Linked DNA regions of Homo sapiens: regions 2 and 3 are each linked to region 1. The links are chromatin contacts, found by Hi-C or POLR2A ChIA-PET in ENCODE. All regions are on one chromosome and are shown on one strand. The core of a region is the stretch at or near the end of the contact, and the rest is flanking DNA. Distances in the headings are between cores, read along the strand shown.

Region 1 (3,870 bases), core at 752-3,251:
GGCACGGCCTTTACGCCGGCTGAGGAGGCAGAAGTCAGCGACCCCAGTGGGAAGTGGAAGTAGAGGGGGCGGGGAGTGGCCTACAGGGTCAGTCTACTCCCTTCACAAGGGTTACCAACTAGCAAGACAGGATTGCCAGGAGGTACGTTTTTGGCAGACTCACGTCTCCTACCCAACAACCTCTACAACATACCCTCAAACACACTACACAGGCCCCCCAGCCGCGGTCTTCCCTGGACTTGCTGTGCCTGCGCCCTGCGCTACACAGGCCCCCAGCCGCGGTCTTCCCTGGACTTGCTGTGCCTGTGCCCTGCGCTACTTTTGCCTGATGGTGGCTTCACCCTTCCAGAGGCTCAGACTAAAGGCAAATCTCTGTCTCTAATACCCAGCACGCAACTTGTCATCAGATCTCATCAGCAACACCTTCAAAACCGTTCGTGCCTCCTCTCAAACCACCACATAGTTCAATTCTCAGTTAACCTAAAGGTCTCTCTGTTTCCACCCTTGTCACCTACAAGGCACTCCACCGCTCAAACCCAGAAGTAACTCCCTGTTTTACGAGGCAATCTTATGACGGTCTACGGCACCTGGCTCTTCATCACCCTTCTGGGCTCATCTACCCCTATTCACCCCCTCACTCCTGCCGTAGCCACGTTTACCTCTGTACTCTCCCCAAATGCTCCCACTGCAAGGCTTTTGCTGTTTTCTGCTGCCTGAAATCCTAAGACACGTTTCCCCTACTGTCTGTGTGGCCTCCTTGTTCGAGGTCTTTATTCAGACGTCATCTTCTCAAACAACCACCTCCGCTTTTTTTTTTTTTTTTTTTTCTCCTGAGGCGGAATCTCACTCTGTCGCCCAGGCTGGAGTGCAGTGGCGCAATCTCCACTCACCGCAACCTCCGCCTCCCGGGTTCAAGCGATTCTCCTGCCTCAGCCTCCCGAGTAGCTGGGACGACAGGTGTGTGTCACCACGCCAGGCTAATTTTTGTATCTTTTGATTTCTTTCTTTTTCTTTTTGAGATGGAGTCTCACTCTCTCACCCAGGCTGGAATGCAATGGTGCCATCTCGGCTCACTGCAACCTCCGCCTCCCAAGTTCAAGCGATTCTCCTGCCTCAGCCTCCCGAGTAGTTGGGATTACAGGTGCCCACCACGCCCGGCTAATTTTTATATTTTTAGTAGAGACATGATTTTTCCGTGTTGGTCAGGCTGGTCTCGAATTCCTGACCTCAGGTAATCTGCCCGCCTCGGCCTCCCAAAGTGCTGGCATTACAGGCGTGAGCCACCGAGCACAGCCTCCGCTCCTTCTAACAGAGCAACTCGGCTCCCCTGCAACTCTCTCTTCAGCCCCTCTGTCCTTCCTTTCCCTCCCCAGCACTTATCTCTCTTCTACCGAACTGCAGGCGGTGATTTCACCCAAGAACGTGAGAGTTCTCCTAGATCGGGAAGAGATTTTTGCACAACTCACCAACATACGCTCCCTGCCTAGGACAGAGTTTGGCACGGAACAGGAGCTCAGTAAACATCGGATGAAAGAGTAAGTTAAGCTGAAAGGACTGGGGGGCAGAGGTCGGCGATCCTTAGGCCTTGGCCCTGAGACCCCAGGCGAGGTCAGCAACCCAACCGGGGTGGGACAGGACGAGCAAGAGGTTCTGCTCACGCATGTCCCCACTAACCTGGCCGAGGGGCTCCCGCCCGGCTTATCCGGACTCCGGGCAGCCTCGCGTGCTTCCCGTGTCTCCGCTTGTGGAGAATTTTCGGACTCGGATTCGGACTCGGAGTCAAAGCCCGAAGCTAGGAACTCGTCCACCGTCAGCTCCGCCAGGCGCCTGCGGGTCACGCAGGAGTCACAGCTGCCCGCACGCCCAGCTCGCCCCAGCCCCGCTGAGAGGAGCAAGAAAAGCCCCCTTGGATACAGACACCCACCGGGAGGCCAAATCGGCCCTCGGACCCGCGGCTTACCTCTTGCGGCTCCCCGCAGCTGCCATGACACCAACCCGAAGCGTGCACCCCACTTCCGGCCCCAGAATGCCGCGCGGCTGCGCACTTCCGCCGCCCAGGCCCCGCCCCTTTCCCCGCCCCGCCGCGCCACGCCCAGCCGAGTGGCTCTATGGTTCTCCGACCGCAACGCCGGCGGCCTCAGGGCGGGAGGGCGCGTTCGCGTGCTCGGTGCGGGCAGCCCCGGTGGGGCCCAGATGCGCCTCCCGCTCGGCGCCCGGCTCCGTAGGACGCGGTGACGCCGGTGTCCGCCCCGGGGAAGACCGGGAGTCCCGCCGCGCCCGCAGCCCACCCGGCGCTCCGAAGGCACGCGCCTGCGAGGACGCCAGACTGCAACGGCGGGGCTCCTATGCAAAGAGCTCCCACAAATCAACAATAAAAAGCAGGGAGTCCAGTGGAAAACGCGAGGGGCAGTGGGAACCGCACTGATGTCGCCAGCTCGACAAAAGACGGGCGACCCGAGGGCCAGGCTGGCTTCGCCTCCGATCCGCGGAGACCGGGCCAGCGCCACGAACACCACGCAGGGCGCTCCCCGTCCATGGCCCTCTGGGTGCCGACCGCGGCTCTTCCCGGGGACGCCGCACGGGACGAAGACGGTGGGGAGGCCGGCGCCTTCCTTCCCGCTACCAGCCTGACACCCGGGCCCCCGGGCCTGGACAGCCAGACCCCGCGACAAGGGCGCCGCGGGGCGCAGGCACGGCTCCCCCAGCCCTGGCGCTGAGGGGGCGCGTGAGGCGAACACGGGCGGATTGGCCTCGGGGTCCCATTCGACTTCTTGGTGCCGCGGGGCCCCGGGGCTCCCCGGAGGAGAGCAAGTTAGGGGGTCGGGGGAGCGGGGATGGCTTCCGGGGGAGGAGGAGGGCGAGGCCTGGGGGGCTCCTCGGAGGAGGAAGAGGGCGAGGCTTAGGGGGGCTCCTTGGAGGAGGAGGAGGGCGAGGCTTAGGAGGGCTCTTCGGAGAAACAGGAGGGCGAGGCCTGTGGGGGGCTTCCCGGGGAAGAAGGAAGGCGAGACCTAGGGGGGCTTCCCGGAGGAGGAGGAGGAGGAGGGCTAGGCCGGGGGCTTCCCAGAGGAGGAGGATGGCGGGGCCTGGGGGGCTTCTCGGAGAAGGAAGATGGCGAGGCCTAGGGGGGCTTCTCGGAGGAGGAGGAGGGCGAGGCCTGGTGGGGGGCTTCCCGGAGGAGGAGGATGGCGGGGTCTGGGGGTGCTTCTCGGAGGAGGAGGCGGACCCGGGGCGCAGCGCTGGAAGAATCCGCGTCCAACGTCTAGTCCCCGAAGCCTCTCGGGAGGCGGGGCGGGCGGCGCCGAGAAACAGCGGCTGCGGGCGGGAGCGGCGGGAGTGAGCGACACAGAGCGGGCCGCCACCGCCGAGCAGCCCTCCGGCAGTCTCCGCGTCCGTTAAGCCCGCGGGTCCTCCGCGAATCGGCGGTGGGTCCGGCAGCCGAATGCAGCCCCGCAGCGAGCGCCCGGCCGGCAGGACGCAGAGCCCGGAGCACGGCAGCCCGGGGCCCGGGCCCGAGGCGCCGCCGCCTCCACCGCCGCAGCCGCCGGCGTGAGTGGGCGGGGGTCGGGGCGCGGGGGGCGGCCTCGGGACCTGCGCGGCCCCCGCCCTCGCGTCCGCTCGCAGAAGGGGCGGGGGCCGCTTCCGAGGGCCGGGGGAGGTCGGGACTCAGGTGCGGAGCGGGGTCGGCCCGGAGTAGGTTCCCCACCCGCGCCCCGCGCGCCCAGGACGCGACTCCCGCTGCGGTCCCGAGAGGGCGGCTAGGGACGCGGAGGAGCTGAGCTCGTGGGGGCGCCGGGAAGCGGGGCCGGACGCGGGGCTCTGTTCGCGGCTCTGACTACGCCCCAGGGGAGCAGGGGCGCAGCGGAGGCCTGG
Region 2 (3,870 bases), core at 574-3,073, 370 kb after region 1:
GAGGCAGTCCCTGGTGCAGGGAAGCGGTGAAACAGGACTTCGGCTTTGATGATACCTTGGCTGAGGTGACCTTGAGAATATACCCAGGTACAGATTGCGGGTAATTGAAGCCACATGAAAGATCAGAAAGATCAGATGTCCAGAGAGTGGGCAGAACAGGCAGCCAAGAGGCCAAATGGGAAAGGGGCAGGCTGGGAGGACCCCACGGAGGACCCAGAGAGCAGGGGAGGGCAGTGGGGCCCATGCAAACAGCTGCAAAATGCCATGGGGTGTGCACAGGCCAGGGGTGTTCACAGCACAGTGTCCACACCGGGGCGGGGGGCACCCTCCGAGGAAGCGCTCACGCCATGGGGGAGGACATGGAATCCCGTCCTGGTGTCTGTGCTGGAAGGTGCCCTCGACCCCCTGCCCGGTGGAAGGACCAGGTTCCAGGACAGCACAGGGCAGGCACCTGTGGAAAACGCTAAGGACATCAGGATGACTGGCCACCAACACCATGTCCCTCCAGCTGTTTCTGAGACCCTGGATTTTGACTAATTTTTTCCTTCTTCACATCGTTCTATACTGTTACGACTTTGACTTTCTTTTGAGACATGGTTTTGCTGTCACCCAGGCTGGAGTGCAGTGGCACAATCATGGCTCACTGCAGCCTCAACCTCCTGGGCTCAAGCAATCCTCACAACTCAGCCTCCCAAGTAGCTTGAACCACAGGCACACACCACCACGCCCTGCCAATTTTAGCATTTTTTTTTTTTGGAGTGATGGGGTCTTGCCATGTTGGCTAGGTTGGTCTTGAACTCCTGGGCTCAAGCGATCCTCCCACCTCTGCCTTCCAAAGTGCTGTGATTGCAGGCGTGAGCCACAGTGCCCAGACTGTCAGGACTTTTAGGAGTACATATTTGCGTTTTTTGCTATTTTTTTCAGTGTTGCAGAAATCAGGTAGAACAAGAGCTAAAGTGAGAGTTGATTGTAACTCGGGCGTGAGCACACAGAGTGGTGGACAGAAAGCAAGACGTGAGGAGGCAGAAGCGGGGCTGGGGGGCTGAGGGGCTTGCGGGGTTAAGGGGCTTGGGGGCTGGGGGACTGGGGGGCTGAGGGGCTGGGGGGCTGAGGGTCTGGGGGTCTGCTGGGCTGAGGGGCTGGGGGACTGAGGGGCTGGGGGACTGAGGGTCTGCTGGGCTGAGGGTCTGGGGGACTGGAGCGCTGGGGGGCTGGGGGGCTGAGGGACTGAGGGGCTGAGGGGCTGGGAGGCTGAGAGGCTGGGGAGCTGGGGGGCTGAGGGTCTGCGGGGCTGAGGGGCTGGGGGGCTGGGGGGCTGAGGGGCTGGGGGGCTGAGGGGCTGGGAGGCTGAGAGGCTGGGGAGCTGGGGGGCTGAGGGTCTGCGGGGCTGAGGGGCTAAGGGACTGAAGGGCTGGTAGGGCTGGAGGCGGCAGCGCGCGGCACGGGGAGGTCAAGGCACCGACGAAAGCGCACAGCGAGCGCGAAGGCCCCGCGGCCCCATCTGCGACGTCCCCTCACGGCCGCCTGAACCTCGGGGCTCGCGTTCTCGCGTCACTGCCGGAGGCCCGGGGTGCAGGGACTAGGCCGCCTCTCGGCTCCCACCAGGGCCCGCGCGGGGAGGAGACCGGAGGACGCCCGCGGCGCGCACCTGGCTCCACGAGAAACGGGAGGGAGCGGGGCGCCCAGCCCGCCCGGAGCCGCATACGGAGCCCACCCCACAGCCCTCCCGGCGGCTCCCACTCACCCAAGGGCGTGACTCTGATCTCAGGCATCGTCTCCGCCGCGCTCCCGGACCCGCGAGGCCCGCCTGCGGTGATGCACTGCGCAGGCGCAACCACCTCGCTGCAACTTCCGGTGCGCTAGCCGGAAACGCGGGTCGGGGCGCCGGGCCTCCTGATTGGGCAGCATCCAACCAATCAGGGCGGCGGGCGAGGGCGGGGCGAGGGCGGGGCGGTGGGCGGGGACGGGGCCCGCACGGCGGCTACGGCCTAGGTGAGCGGCTCGGACTCGGCGGCCGCACCTGCCCAACCCAACCCGCACGGTCCGGAAGTCGCCGAGGGGCCGGGAGCGGGAGGGGACGTCGTCCTAGAGGGCCGGAGCGGGCGGGCGGCCGAGGACCCGGCTCCCGCGCAGGACGGAGCCGTGGCTCAGGTCGGCCCCTCCCCAACACCACCCCGGGCCTCCGCCCCTTCCTGGGCCTCTCGGTGGAGCAGGGACCCGAACCGGTGCCCATCCAGTCCGGTGCCATCTGAAGCCCCCTTCCCAGGTGAGACTCGTAGCGCTCGCTCGACAGGGTCTGGTCCCACCCACAAGGCCTGGGGCGCCGTGGGGCCCCGTCTCCTGCTGGCCCCCCAGCCTGCTGTCAGCCCCCGTGCTCTGTGCTCAGGCCGCCCTCGCGCCCGGCCCTGACCTTGGGCCGTTGGGCTGCCCTGGGAAAGGCCTGGAGGTGTCCTGGGTCACCTTCCTGGGCTGGCAAGCTGCCTGCCTCCTGCACAGCCACTGCCCTTCCTGTTGTTACCGAGCCACCAGCCACAGCTCTGAGAAGCTCCTGGCAGCTTCTGTTTGCCACTGGCTCGAATCTGGGCAGGAAGGCAAGGCCCGCAGAATATCTGGTGACCAAGAAGGAAACCCCAGAGCCTCAGAGACCATCTTCTCAGTGGACAAAATTAAGGCCCGAGGAGGGGAGGGGCGTGCTGGAAGTCTATGGGACTGCATCTTTCTGAGGCCCAGGAGCAGCCATCCCCCACACCTGAAGCCCGGTGAGCTCACATCTGGGGCCTCCGCCTGGTGCCAAGCATGCAACCCAACCTGTGGGGCCTGCAACGCCAGGCTTCAGCACCCTGCAGGCACCAGTGCTCCAGCAGCCTGGGCCACGGGCTGGGCAGGGCTTGCAGCCCATGATCCCTAGTGATGAAGGGCCCAGTCCTAGGGTGCTGAGCAACCTGCCCACCTGCTCCTGGCCAGGAGCTCTCACCACGGCTGGGTGCCCTTCCCCCTCCCCCACCGATGGAGTCCCTGCAGCCAGGGAGGCCAGGACAGGGCTCCCAGCACCAACCGGCCTAGGAACCCCCAGGCCCTCTTCCTGGTCGAGGTGGAATGCAGCTGACTCTCAGGTTCCCCAGAGCAGGTGCGGGCCCGTGGGGCACCCGGGGAGACAGGGCAAGGGTGCTTGGCAACACTCACACAAAGCATGGGTGCCTGGATGTCTGTGGATCTGTGGAGTGACTATGTGAATGCCAGCAGAATCCAAAGCAGGGCCTGGGCCACTCGTGGAAGGCTCCCTAGGGCTAGTACAAGAGCCTCGTGGCAATCTTCTGAGTGGTAAAACCCATCTGTGTGGGACATGGAGTTTCAGCAACAGGAGTGAAAACACGTGTCCATCCATCCAGCAAGTGCCAGCCCTACAGCCTCTTTTCTGCTTTTGGGGATGTAGCAGTGAGGAAGATGGGGCAGCCTGCCCGGCAGCATCCCCCCACCCCCGGCCCCACCTGTCTCTGCTTTCTGCTGTGTCTGTTTTCTTGTCTAGGACTTCAGAACTTCCTGTCTTTGTTGTCATCTGACCCCACCCCAGATGGCTGCTCGCACTCCCCATGCACCCAGATAGATGGCTAGGATGGTGCTTGGCTCTCGGCAGGGGCTTAGTATTTCTCCAGCTGGTAAAAGCAGATACAGCATCTAGAGAGAGAAACAAAAACAAGAAAGCACCAGCAGAGACACCTGCTGCAGACAGCGGGGCCTAGTGGTCTGATAAAGCCAGAGGGGGCCACTCTCGGGGTCAGGGACTGACACGGAGTCAGTGGCCTGATCCACAGGAGGGGCTGTGCCAAGGTCCCTGAATGCGCAATCCTGATGAAGGGTGGGTCAGGGTGG
Region 3 (3,870 bases), core at 706-3,205, 270 kb after region 1:
CTCAACGAATGCTACCCTGGGTAATATTAAACGAAAAAATGCTGCCTCCAGGTATCGAGAAACACCAGTGGGGCCGCCATGAAAGTGGTCCTGAAGTCAGTGCAGTCTGCCACAAACCAAGAGGGGTACAAGCCTGAGTTCCCCCAAGGAAGGAAACCCTGGGTGAGGGGCTCATGTCTGATTTTTTTTTTTTTTCTGAGACAGAGTCTCACTCTGTCGCCCAGGCTGGAGTGCAGTGGTGCAGTCTCGGCTCACTGCAACCTCCACCTCCCAGGTTCAAGTGATTCTCCTGCCTCGGCCTCCCAGTTAGCTGGGATTACAGGCACCCACCTCCACTCTCCACTAATCTGTATTTTTAGTAGAGATGGGGTTTTGCCATGTTGGCCAGGCTGGTCTCTAACTCCTGACCTGAAGTGATCCTCCTGCCTCGGCCTCCCAAAGTGCTGGGACTATAGGCGTGAGCCATGCACCCGGCCTGATTTTCTGAACATGGCTGAGGGCTTTTCCCTTCCCTAGTGGTGGCATAATTCTATTCCTGTCGTCCCAGATCGCCTGACCAGGGGAGAGTCCTGGATAAGAACCAAGACACCTCCTCCTGGTGCTGACTCCACTAACTACAGTCGTAAAACACACGCTGTGTGCAAAGAGACTGTACTTTGTTCCTAGAGAAAATAAAGCTAGTTCTTGATTCTACATATCTTGATGAGTTACACGGTTTACTTGAGGCAGGAGGATCGTGAGACCAGCCTGGGCAACACAGTGAGACTGCGTCTCTTTAAAAAACAAAAACAAAAAGATAAGACCCTGTCTCGAAAAAGGGGGAATAAAAAGTAACCCAAAAGTAACTATAAATATCAGGAGTCCATCAAGTGGCGCTTCCTCTCCTGGCTTCAGAGTATCTATTCATCACGGTGTGCCAGGTTCGCAGCACAGCGGAGCGGGCCGGTCCCACCGGAATGGGGTTTCGACTTCGCCATCCCCTAGCAGCTCAGTTCCCAGCAAGGAATCAACACACCCTTGCAAAACGGACGTGGGAAACAGCTTAGGCAGAGACGCTATTTCTTTGCCATCCCTGGGCTTCAGCTCTGGTGGAACGAGGCTATTTCTGGCAGTTAACAACACACACGGTTAGATTCTAAAAGCTCAACAGGGTTCATAACACCGCCTCTGAGCCAGACATCAAGGGCTCCACACAGCCGACTTCACATCTCCAAATCCTACTAACTGGGGATGAGGGTCCACGCGGTTCAGAAGCGGAAGCGCAGGCGCAGGGAAGCGGGGCAGCTTGTCCAAGGTCGCCTCGCCGATAAACGCGAGTCCAACCAGACCCCTTGGGCCTCCGTTTCCCGGTGGCATTCGTAGGTTTTGGCCAGTAGGAGACCAGACGTGCCGGCGGCCGGGGAGGCCAGCGTCGTCGGCCTGTCCCTGCCCCCGGGAACCCCGGGAGCCCCGGTGGCGGCGGAGTCTCGCCAGGGCTCAAGGCCGAGCGGACGGACGATGCCCCAGCCCAAGGCGGGAGGCGGCGGCGGCCTCCAGACCCGCCCTCGCCGTCCGGCCGGCGTACACTTGGCCCCGCGGCCTGCAGCGGCCGTCCCGGGCCCCTCACTCACCGGTCTGCCTCCCCGCGCTCGGGATCCGAGGACCGGAGCGAAGCGTCAGTGACGCCGCCAACGGGCCCGGATCAGGCCACTGCCATCTTTCTTGCGGGCGGGGGCGGTGCGAACGGGCGCGACCTCACGGAGGGGACGCCGGCGCCACCATCTCTCCTCCGGGCGGAAGCGGTCGCGGGGCCGCTCCGAGGTTGACCAATGACAAGGGTGCCCGAGGCCACGTGACGGCCGCCGATTGGCCGCCGGCCTCCGAGCGCCCCGGGGCTCGGCGTCTGCGGAAGGCCCCGGCGCGCTCCCAGGAGCGCCGTGCGCACGCGCACCGCCCCGAGCCGGCGGCGCCTGCGCACTCGCGAGTCCGGCCTGGGCCGCCGGCCCGGCGCGGGCGCCATGAAGCTGCTGCGGCGGGCGTGGCGGCGGCGGGCGGCGCTAGGCCTGGGCACGCTGGCGCTGTGCGGGGCGGCGCTGCTCTACCTGGCGCGCTGCGCGGCCGAGCCCGGGGACCCCAGGGCGATGTCGGGCCGCAGCCCGCCTCCCCCCGCGCCCGCGCGCGCCGCCGCCTTCCTGGCAGTGCTGGTGGCCAGCGCGCCCCGCGCCGCCGAGCGCCGCAGCGTGATCCGCAGCACGTGGCTTGCGCGGCGCGGGGCCCCGGGCGACGTGTGGGCGCGCTTTGCCGTGGGCACGGCCGGCCTGGGCGCCGAGGAGCGGCGCGCCCTGGAGCGGGAGCAGGCGCGGCACGGGGACCTGCTGCTGCTGCCCGCGCTGCGCGACGCCTACGAAAACCTCACGGCCAAGGTGCTGGCCATGCTGGCCTGGCTGGACGAGCACGTGGCCTTCGAGTTCGTGCTCAAGGCGGACGACGACTCCTTCGCGCGGCTGGACGCGCTGCTGGCCGAGCTGCGCGCCCGCGAGCCCGCGCGCCGCCGCCGCCTCTACTGGGGCTTCTTCTCGGGCCGCGGCCGCGTCAAGCCGGGGGGGCGCTGGCGCGAGGCCGCCTGGCAACTCTGCGACTACTACCTGCCCTACGCGCTGGGCGGCGGCTACGTGCTCTCGGCCGACCTGGTGCACTACCTGCGCCTCAGCCGCGACTACCTGCGCGCCTGGCACAGCGAGGACGTGTCTCTGGGCGCCTGGCTGGCGCCGGTGGACGTCCAGCGGGAGCACGACCCGCGCTTCGACACCGAATACCGGTCCCGCGGCTGCAGCAACCAGTACCTGGTGACGCACAAGCAGAGCCTGGAGGACATGCTGGAGAAGCACGCGACGCTGGCGCGCGAGGGCCGCCTGTGCAAGCGCGAGGTGCAGCTGCGCCTGTCCTACGTGTACGACTGGTCCGCGCCGCCCTCGCAGTGCTGCCAGAGAAGGGAGGGCATCCCCTGAGCCGCCGCGGCCCGGCCCTCCGGGACACCTGCTTCACCCGGCGGCGCCTTGGGGCAGGTGCCGAGCGGGCGCACTACGCCCGGGCCCCAAGGCCCCCGTCCCGCAGCCACGCTTGTGGTCGCTGCGTCCCGGTCTGCGTTTGGGAGACCCCTGGGGGTTGCCGGGGCAGCGCGCCGTGTCCAGGTGGAGGTGCCCGTTCCTGGACCTCAGCGAGCCTGAGCCGGGCCCGGCCGCACGCTGACCCCCGTGCTGTCCCCGACCGGCTCACGGGGCTGGGCTCCGATCTTCCGTGTCTCTTATCAGTGGCGTTTCTCACGTCTGCGTCTCAGATCTAACGTGGTTTCACATCAATCCGCTTTCATGGGATTTTGGTCTCTGTCCAGTGACTTCGTGGTAAATGTAACTCAGTGTTTGCTTGCGACTTATTTATAAATATTGTAAGTTTGTGTCGATGAGTGTAAGTTGGCAGTGCGCACGTCTCGGTTTTTTTACATGATTTAAGGAAAGACTTTTATGTCAGAACTTGGTGCCTGTACCGTCAACCCCGCTGCTGCCCGTGTTTAAACGCAGGAGAACTTTAAAACTGGCCATCTATCTTTTCAGTGTACAAGTCACTGAACCCATTGTTTCTTTCTGAAGAGACTTTCCTTTCAAGGCTTCCCATGGGTCCGCGCCACACAGGGCCGGTGCTGCTTTATTTCAGACTCTGCCCCAGGTTCCAGGAATCCGAACCCCGGAGTGCTGACGCGGTTCCCCAACTTCCGCCTTAAGAAAACAGGACCAGCCGGCACCAGGCCCGTCTCTCACGTACTTTAACACATCCTTGAAAGCCCCTCGTTTAATGAGAAAAGCGAACACTGCGGTCCTTGCCAAAGTAAAATGA

The links. Hi-C counts contacts between places; a loop is a spot of excess contacts on that map. ChIA-PET counts read pairs that join two places held with the same protein, here RNA polymerase II (POLR2A). Pooled maps may share reads with other maps.
Region 2: a loop to region 1 is called in a pooled map, with 6 times the contacts of the local background. The contact joins the promoter of INTS11 here to the promoter of NOC2L in region 1. A Hi-C loop is called at or near these places in 1 of 168 maps with a recorded cell type or tissue (gastrocnemius medialis) and 6 of 50 pooled maps. POLR2A ChIA-PET finds 5 or more read pairs at or near these places in 1 of 52 experiments (A673).
Region 3: a loop to region 1 is called in a pooled map, with 14 times the contacts of the local background. The contact joins the promoter of B3GALT6 here to the promoter of NOC2L in region 1. A Hi-C loop is called at or near these places in 2 of 37 single-sample maps with no recorded cell type and 11 of 50 pooled maps. POLR2A ChIA-PET finds 5 or more read pairs at or near these places in 3 of 52 experiments (H1, PC-3 and activated CD4-positive, alpha-beta T cell).

Annotation. Positions count from the first base shown.
Region 1 is chr1:957,255-961,124 of GRCh38, forward strand. NOC2L (NOC2 like nucleolar associated transcriptional repressor) reads right to left here and starts at 2,002. Exons shown (of 19, transcript NM_015658.4): 1 at 1,961-2,002; 2 at 1,675-1,827; 3 at 1-19. The coding sequence starts at 1,986. It overlaps KLHL17 (kelch like family member 17), which reads left to right and starts at 3,330. Exons shown (of 12, transcript NM_198317.3): 1 at 3,330-3,546. The coding sequence starts at 3,440. RefSeq lists enhancers at 1,270-2,127, 1,786-1,895 and silencers at 2,006-2,265, 3,224-3,533, 3,554-3,870.
Region 2 is chr1:1,322,837-1,326,706 of GRCh38, forward strand. It overlaps INTS11 (integrator complex subunit 11), which reads right to left and starts at 1,824. Exons shown (of 17, transcript NM_017871.6): 1 at 1,745-1,824. The coding sequence starts at 1,772. CPTP (ceramide-1-phosphate transfer protein) reads left to right here and starts at 1,966. Exons shown (of 3, transcript NM_001029885.2): 1 at 1,966-2,266. RefSeq lists an enhancer at 285-794 and silencers at 1,613-1,742, 1,923-2,422.
Region 3 is chr1:1,230,282-1,234,151 of GRCh38, forward strand. It overlaps B3GALT6 (beta-1,3-galactosyltransferase 6), which reads left to right and starts at 1,956. Exons shown (of 1, transcript NM_080605.4): 1 at 1,956-3,870. The coding sequence starts at 1,998. The coding sequence ends at 2,987. SDF4 (stromal cell derived factor 4) reads right to left here and starts at 1,720. Exons shown (of 7, transcript NM_016176.6): 1 at 1,611-1,720. RefSeq lists a silencer at 1,198-2,057 and enhancers at 1,674-2,355, 2,356-3,037, 3,822-3,870.